Linked DNA regions of Mus musculus: region 2 is linked to region 1. The links are chromatin loops, found by intact Hi-C in ENCODE. Cell type or tissue: left cerebral cortex. All regions are shown on one strand.

Region 1 (4,000 bases):
CATATCTTGAATGGGAAAGCACACGAGTTTGAAAAGGAACCAAGCAATGGTACAAGGCTTTGGAATCTCAGAGTCTACTCACACCGATGGACTTCTTCCAACATGGCCACGCCTCCTAGACCTCCCCCACACAACTGGGAAACATTTGCCCAAATGCCCAGGACTACTAGGGGACATTCACACCACCGCAACTGGAACACTGGGGAGTGGACAGTTGGTGTCTCTAAGTTTAGAGTACTTTGCCAGGGAATATGGCTGAGAGGACACCATTGGAATAGACAGAAAGTTCCAGAAAACTCAGGCAAAGTCATATGAAGAAGTGTAGGAGAAGACAAACCTGAATTCCTGTTGGTTAGCCATGTCTTATAGAATAGTTTGGAAATAACTGTTTCCAGAGCCTAGTCAGTCCGTGATGGTAGACGGGCAGAAGTTGTGTGGCAGGGTACCAGGACTCCACACTATAGCCCTGCCTGAGGATCTATACATAAAGCCCTCTCTTCCTGCCTAAGGAGCTTTGTTCTGCTTCTCTGGAGCTCTGTGTTTAGTTACTAAAGGCCTTGTTTCAAAGAGAGGGAGGCTGAGACATGGGAGGTACGGTCACTCGATGACGAAGAACATGAAGGGCACGTGCTTGAAGTTGTGAGGCAGAGAAGTGTTCTCCTGGGTGGTGTGGAGAGTGTCCCAGGAGGTAGTGTGCCATTAGTGCCTGGTTTTTGGGATTCTTGGGTCTGGCTCTTTTCCTATCCCAAGGCTACTCATGTGATAAGCTCAGGGGAGACTCATGTAACTCAAATTCCTTTCTAGATTAAAAAAAAAAAAGCCATCCCTATGGCATCTGTTCCTGCTAGATCCTTGCCCTGCAGGCCTAGGGCTCAGTCTCTGCATTCCAGCACCCAGCTAGGTTTGCTCTGGAGCACTAGTGGGTGGTGCTGGGGATTCCTGGCTCAGGCAGAGAAGCTCAGACCAATCCCAGGAGACCTCTAGATACTGATGAGCAGGTGTCCTTCAGACCAAGGGTTGGTCCAGGAAGCCCACATGGACGTAATGTCCATAGTACTATTGCATGCATTCTACCTGTGGTGTAGTTAGGGACTGCTCAGCTCGAGATGCCAGTAGACCTGACAGTGCAGAATGGCCTTGGTACAGATAGCTCAGGAAATTTGGTCGTTCCCTGCATGACCTATGTGTGCAGTTGCCTATGGCTCGTCAGTGCTGACTACTGTCCAGATCCCAGCCTCCTTGGTCCTTAGATATCTGGGCTTTGAGTTACCTCAGAGTCAGCCACTAGTGCCCACATGAATCTCGACTTCCTGAGAATGCTCATCTAGCCTTTGGTTTTCTTCAAGGCCTCAAGCAGGAATGCAGAGAGTTAATACCTAAAATATCAATTATGCCAGTGAGTCGTTCCTACAGAAGTTCCCTTTGTTTTGTTTGGGAATGCTACAGCATGTCTCATTGTGAATAGCTCTTTGGCTAACTAGATTCCAGTTGGGATTTAGGCTGCTGGGTGGGAAGTCATCCTAATGCAAAGACAACCAGGGGATCTTAGTGCCAAGCGTCGATGTTCTGTGCTCTGCTCCAGCGTGGACTGGGGAGTATGCTGTGCGCAGTAGGTAGGCAGGGGGCGGGGTTGAACTCCACACGGCAAGTAGACTCCCAGCACCTGTTGTCACGTGGGCAGCCTCTCCTCTGCTGGCTATGGCTGCTGACGTTTATTCTATCAAGTCTGACTGCCTTGCGCCTTGCTGCAGATAAACAGCTTGGAGTCTCGGCTCAGCACCACAGAATGTGTGGATGACAGCGGTGAATCTCACGGCGGCAACACAAAGTGGAAAAAAGACCCATGCACAGTTTGTGAGTGCAAAGTGAGTATGGGGGTCGGGTCTGTGTTTGTACCTGGAGGGCTGGTGGTCCAGGTGTCAGAGTGAGGTCCTGCTGGCCCTCATCCTCAGCCCTGGTTTCCCCTCATACGCTGCAAAGAGCAACTAGGGGCATTTGTGTGAACCACCTTCGCAGCTAATGGTGTACGGGGAACATACACACAACCAGGAACCTGAGAACTCCACAGCTTAGGACCCGTGCTCGAAAAGCTGGCTGTTACATTCACCCCACCCCACCCCCATCCCTATTGTCCAGTTTTGGCCTGGGATATTAGTTACAGAAAATACTATCGGATATAGTCCATCTTTGGGAAGAAGTGACAAGTAGGCCAATGATAAACCTTGCTTATGAGCACAGGTTCCCCTGACGTCCTGACAGGGATACAGAGCAAGAAGGCAGGACAGCAGGAATGAGGGGAGATCCAGGTCACCTCTTATCTAGCAGGGGTCAGGGAACAGTACAGAGTACTCTAAGCATCCCTGGATTGCCTGGCTAAGGAAGACTAAGCTAGGAGAGGAAGGATTGTTTGCAGAGGAGAAGAGTGCTTCCGTCTGGCTCAGTGTGCTTCCTGGCAGGGTTACGTGGAGATTAGGTTTGGGACAGCTCACTCCTTTGATCCTAGGCCTCAGTAGGGTGAGAGGACAATGGGGTCCTCCAGGGAATGTACTTGTAGCTGAAACGCTCCAATTAGTGTCTTCAGTCCCAGTCCCAGTCCAGCTGAGTCGAGCACAGGGGCTAGGAAATACTGTGGGGATGAGGGAAAGAACCATTGGGTGTCATACTGGGTCAGGGGTCATGTGGGTCATGCCAAGCCGAGGGCCCAAGAATGACAAGAGTGTATCTCCCCTCCTTTAGAATGGCCAGATCACCTGCTTTGTGGAAGCTTGCCAGCCTGCAGCCTGCCCCCAGCCTGTGAAAGTGGAAGGCGCTTGCTGTCCCGTCTGCTTAAAGAACACTGCAGAGGAAAAGCCTTAGTGTTCCCGAGCTTAGCTCCTCGAAGCTGGTCCACAGAATACTTGTGAGCCTAGATGACAACATGGGGAGCTTCAGACCACAGGACAAGTTGGGATCTCAGACATTTCAGGACCTCTGCTGTGCCATCGCAGAAGCAGCCGGGGCTGCTTCACACCCTGTGTTTGTAGAAGGAAATTGAGCAGGCGGGAGTGGGTGCAGGCTCTGGCCCTCACTTCATGTTAGACTTCTCAGGTTTATATTTAAGTGTTTTTAAATGGAAAATTGGTGCTACTATTAAATCACACAGTTGAGACATGGGTTTCGAAATTGCTTCGGCCTGATGATGCCACTTCTGTTTAAGCGAGGCAGAAGGTCTTTGACAGGCTTCATTTAAACAGAAGCATTTGGCAAATGGAACAGGATCTTATAAAATAATATCCTGGGCCAAAATCCCTACAGGGATACTAGGGCTTTCTCCCACTGCTCCCTCATGTCTGCCATCTTCCCCTTCAGGGCCCTTCAGCGTCTAATAACAATACCAACACAAACCTGCACCTTGCGACCATGTCCACCCTTCTACACAGGACTGTCACATTATCAAGCCACAGTTAGAAATAATCTTGTTTCCACTTAGAAAATGTGTAAATACTGCCTTGCTGTAAATTGAATGTGAAATCCTTTGGTCCTATGCCATGTTGAGTGACCCGAATAGCCCCTTGCATCGGCAGGATGGTCTGCAGCCACCACCTGCCTTGGTTCCTGGCCATGGTGTAGGGAGGGTGATGGTCTGCAGCCACCACCTGCCTTGGTTCCTGGCCATGGTGTAGGGAGGGTGATTCACTCTCCAGGTCCTTTGAATAGGTGACAGACAGGCAGAGCCTGAATGTCAGGAAATTCCATTGTATGAATGCTTTAAAGGAAAACGTTCCCTATACCTCATTATTTTTTATTGCATGATGTTTTATAAAAATTTGCCCATTTTAGATGTTAGAAAAATTATTTCCACTATGCAAATTTCTTTTTAATTCAGTGAAAAGCAACTGTTATACCTCATAGTCTCTTGTTTTTAATTGACCAAAATATTCCATTCTATTCTCACAAGGTTCTGAGGTCTCTGCCTGAAAAAGCAAGTCTCACCCTATAGACACTGATGTGCCCAGCACTA
Region 2 (4,000 bases), 82 kb before region 1:
TATTTTTAGTCCCTGGAAGCCATTTTCACCCACCCCTGTATCTGACCTGACATCCTCGTGACTTCCAAGAACTGTAAAGTGTATTTCTAGCAAGCTGCTAGTTTACACCAATCCAAAAGCTAAGAATGCCATCAAAGAACACCTAAAATCTGCAGCAGGGTTTCCCCTGCTTGGCTGTAACCCTCCTCCTCGTTGTCCCCACTAATGGATTTGGTAAATGTCCTTGATTGATAAAGTTGTTTGTTCTGTAATGGGTACTATCTTCTGTAGGATCTGGGATGAGCTAGGTCTGCAGAGCATTCACTTAGCATCGAAATGACCCACAGAAGATCTCAGGGCCCCAGCTCGGCCTCTTTGGAACCTGCATATAGCTCTAGTTCTGGCCCATTTTCAGGCTTGGAAATGTTTCTCTCTCTTAATAAACTATTTCCTTTCCTGTTAGTATACATGTGTCTCTATCTAAATCATTATTAGGAGACGTAAAACCTGGAAATAGCAGTCAACTCTCTCCAAACTCAGATCTGACCTTTAACACCATTTTGGGGCTCCCAAGTTACATCTTAACAGGTTGCTGAGAGCTTGTTGTTGCTGTTGTTCTTTTTTGATAAAGTGAGATTATCTTGTGGCTCTGGAAGTCTCTTAGATATAATTACAATCTGATTATCAGCCTTAGGCTGCCCAATGGGATTAAAGGCATATCTTTTTACAATAAATGTAATTTCTGGTGAGACTTCTAGAAAATTGCAGGTTTATAGCTACAAAAGGGAGTGTGCCTTATATGCTTAACCCTTAAGCATTGTCTACAGCTGTTTTAACATTACTGTTTTAAATAGCTCTGTAGGAAGCAAGTATTGTCCCTATGTAGACAACCTTCACAGCAAATGTTACCAATTGTGTTGGAATTGTAGAGTTTCAACTAGACTTCCAGATGTAAGCCCCCCCCCATAAGCTAGACTCCAGGATGCAAGTCCCCTCTCTCTCTCTACATCCCCATACTTTCCCCCTTTCTATCCTTCTCCAGTTCCATTGTATTCCATTTTTATTGTCAAAATAACCATCTTGCCTATATTACATGGTGCTTATCTAAAAAAGCATTTCTTTTTTACAACATAAAGATTGAAAGAATTCTTCTTGCTAATTTACTTTAGATTTCTAAGGCCCTAATAAGCATCGTTTCGAAATGATGATAAATTCACAGAAGGTTGCAAACTCAGTGCTGAGGCCCCTGGCTTTTCCCCAATGCTTGTGCATGCATGCATGATGCTTTTCAAAGCCACAGCCTCCAGTGAGGCATGTGTTGACCCTAACACTGGTGGCCATTCACATTCTTCTTATTGTGACTGCAAAAGGGCCTAAGCCAGCCCATGGGCTGGGTCCACCCACTTGCAGGTCACCTTGCACTCAAGTGGTGTTTTGTTTCTTTGGCAAGCAGACCCCGCTGTTCTGTCTAGGCTGGCCTTGAACTCCTAGTCTCAAGCAATCTTTCTGCTTTAGACTCCTATGTATCCAGAAAGATAGACATGCACTAAGACTAGCAGACAGCTATGGCTGCTTATCTTTTAAGCTGTGTTGTTTCTCAGGTGCTGAGAGCTAGCCAATAGCTTACTTCCCAGGGAGATAAAAGGACTTTAGGAACCTGAAATCTCTTCCCTTCTGGTTCCAATTTCTGCCCTGCCTTGCCCATCCTATATTTGGGACTGATCTGACATGGTGAATTGCCAAAGCTCACAATCAACTGTCTACTGTCTGCTGTCCAATGCCATCCAGCACCCCCCACAACCCCTCATTTCTTGGAGCCAGGAGTGGGCAGTAGCAGAACGTCCATTTGATGGGTATGGTCCTCTTGGACCCCTTCATAGGTAAGTTAGGCCAAGATGAGTCCTGGAATAGGGTTATGGAATGGAGAAGTTGAATACTTCCTGCCTCTGCTGACAATGGGAACCCTGTGGAGTTTTCCTTAGCTAGATTCCCAGCTGCACCTCACTTCCTGTTGGGCCTGGAGTGCAGCATGAATCCCTCACTGTCCTTACCAAGCAGAAAGTGTGTCCATTCTGACACAGGATTCTAAGAATGGGGTAGAGAATCTACCCTGGGGGAGTCACCAGAGAGAACCAGTCTTCCTCCTGGCTCAGGATTATGGGAATGAACATTTCTGATGTTTTAATTACTTTGTCTATGGTTCCCTGGAGGCTGAGAGCTAAGCTTCCACCTTCTCTGCCTTGGGCACCTAAGGTGAGCCCTGTTCTCCTGGTAAGCTGTATAGTTTGTATAGTGGCTAACTGTGCCTGGGAGTCAGGGCAGCAGGTGGGGCTGACTCACTAAGGATTCTCAGGCATTCCCACACCAAGATCCAGCCTACACCAGAAGGCTCTCAGGGAGAATGTGTTCAGAGCTCACTGCCTTACTCAACACAGCCCACAGGATCAACTAGATTCCTCATATCTGGCCACCTAATGCTCACTGACTGTGGGTAGCAGCCATCTTTGCTTTACAGATTGAGAAACTGAAGTCCAGAGAAAGGGAGAAGGTTGACGGGGTCACAGCATTGGAAGCTGTGGCAATGAAGCTGCCTGTCTGTGAGCCCAAGTTCAGTTTGGTGGAGCAAGAGAAAGGATCACGACACCATATTGAGCCTGGAAACTAAGATGTGTTCTGAATCTTGGGGGTGGGGGGTGGGGGGTGGGAGGTTAAGGTGCAAGACTAGAGCAGCTCAGTAGGCAGTAGGTACCAGTGGTGGAGCCCTGTGCTCTAAGCATTGGACTCCTCCTGCATAGAGGGTAGGTACCAAAGTGGAGGGTGAGAATCCAAAGAGGGATGCATGCCCCTCCCTTTGGCTGTGAGACAATTCAAACAGTGATCCCCAGGAGCTGGAATTTCCCCCCAGGAATCTCATGCTGGTAAGAGAAAGGCTGAGGCCCTGTTGCCTGGCAGCAGGGGAGGGGCAGGGGGCTTGTCTACAGGTAAGAGCTCTTACACAGTTCTGACAACTTGTCAGCCTACCTTGCAAAAAACACAAAACAGAGCTAAGACAGCGTTGGATCACTGAGGGGTGGGACCACACCTTGGCTAGGACCCCTTAGTTATACATTGTTTCCGGTCCTGTATTTAAGCCTAAACCTCCCACCAGGATCCTGAAGGTGAGCTCATGGAAGGGAGGGGGTTGCTTGGGCCCAGGCTTTGACTCAAGCTCTCTGATGACATTTGACTCAGAGGTTGTCATGAGGCTCTATATTGAAAACACCTGCATGGTTGAAAGACCACACGATAAATGGATGTCATGAACCAGGAATAGTGGGAGGGGAGCGGGCAGTGGGACAGCCGCTGTTCACGGTGTCTCAGCACCCTCACTGGGTGGAGGTGTTAGAACACGCCTTCACTGAGTATTTCTGTCTCTTTGCCTGAGTATCAGCACCAGAAAGAAATGTTTTCTGTGGAATAAGAAACAGGTTGCAGGCCAGATGGAAGGACTTGGAATGTGCTTATAAGAGGGAAATGGGAATTCGCCCATCAGAAAACTCACCCGAAGGCCAGTCTGGAGATGTTAGACTCCCACGAGCCTCCAGTGTTCACACGAAGGAGATGATGATCAAAAAGTGTGTGAAGGGATCCAGTGTAAGAACTTTGCTGGGAAAACACAACCCTTCGTTCCTTAGTCATGGCCCTGGCTCTGAGTCCCCACCATGCTTCATTGTGCAGAGCTGAAAAGCTGGCCACTATTTCCTCTGAGTCATCCTCTGAGACACAGACACAATGGGGGAAGGGAGGGGAAGTAGATGGATGGCTAAGTGGCTGGATAAGTGGGCAGGAGGGTGAGTGCGGGAGATGGGTCAGTGAGGAAGGGAAGGAAAAAATGAGGGGGTGATTTGACAGAGACACAAAAAAATATAAAAAAGAAAATCTGCTGAACAATCCCTCCTGCCTCAGGTTCCAGCTTCTCACTTTTCCCTAGAGGCCACCCTAACCATTTTCTTAAAACAGTTATACCCATCCATCTACCTGT

Evidence for each region. Hi-C counts contacts between places; a loop is a spot of excess contacts. Peaks named below come from ENCODE experiments on the same cell type or tissue, not always from the same donor. Only the 100,000 strongest peaks of a DNase experiment are listed, where the experiment ranks them.
Region 2: a loop joins it to region 1, with 5 times the contacts of the local background. A loop is called at or near these places in 7 of 42 quality-filtered maps.

Annotation. Positions count from the first base shown.
Region 1 is chr12:30,012,715-30,016,714 of GRCm38, forward strand. Pxdn (peroxidasin) reads left to right here. Exons shown (of 23, transcript NM_181395.2): 22 at 1,752-1,865; 23 at 2,737-4,000. The coding sequence ends at 2,856. Among named protein-coding and RNA genes, the nearest start is that of Gm15691, 45 kb to the right of the region's middle. In left cerebral cortex, no CTCF peak of the experiment used is centred here; DNase peaks (open chromatin) are centred at 1,699 and 3,033.
Region 2 is chr12:29,930,802-29,934,801 of GRCm38, forward strand. Gm31939 (a long non-coding RNA gene) reads right to left here. Exons shown (of 4, transcript XR_001780596.2): 2 at 3,521-3,624. Among named protein-coding and RNA genes, the nearest start is that of Gm31939, 5.2 kb to the right of the region's middle. In left cerebral cortex, no CTCF peak of the experiment used is centred here; DNase peaks (open chromatin) are centred at 2,350 and 3,476; H3K27ac peaks cover 2,633 bases.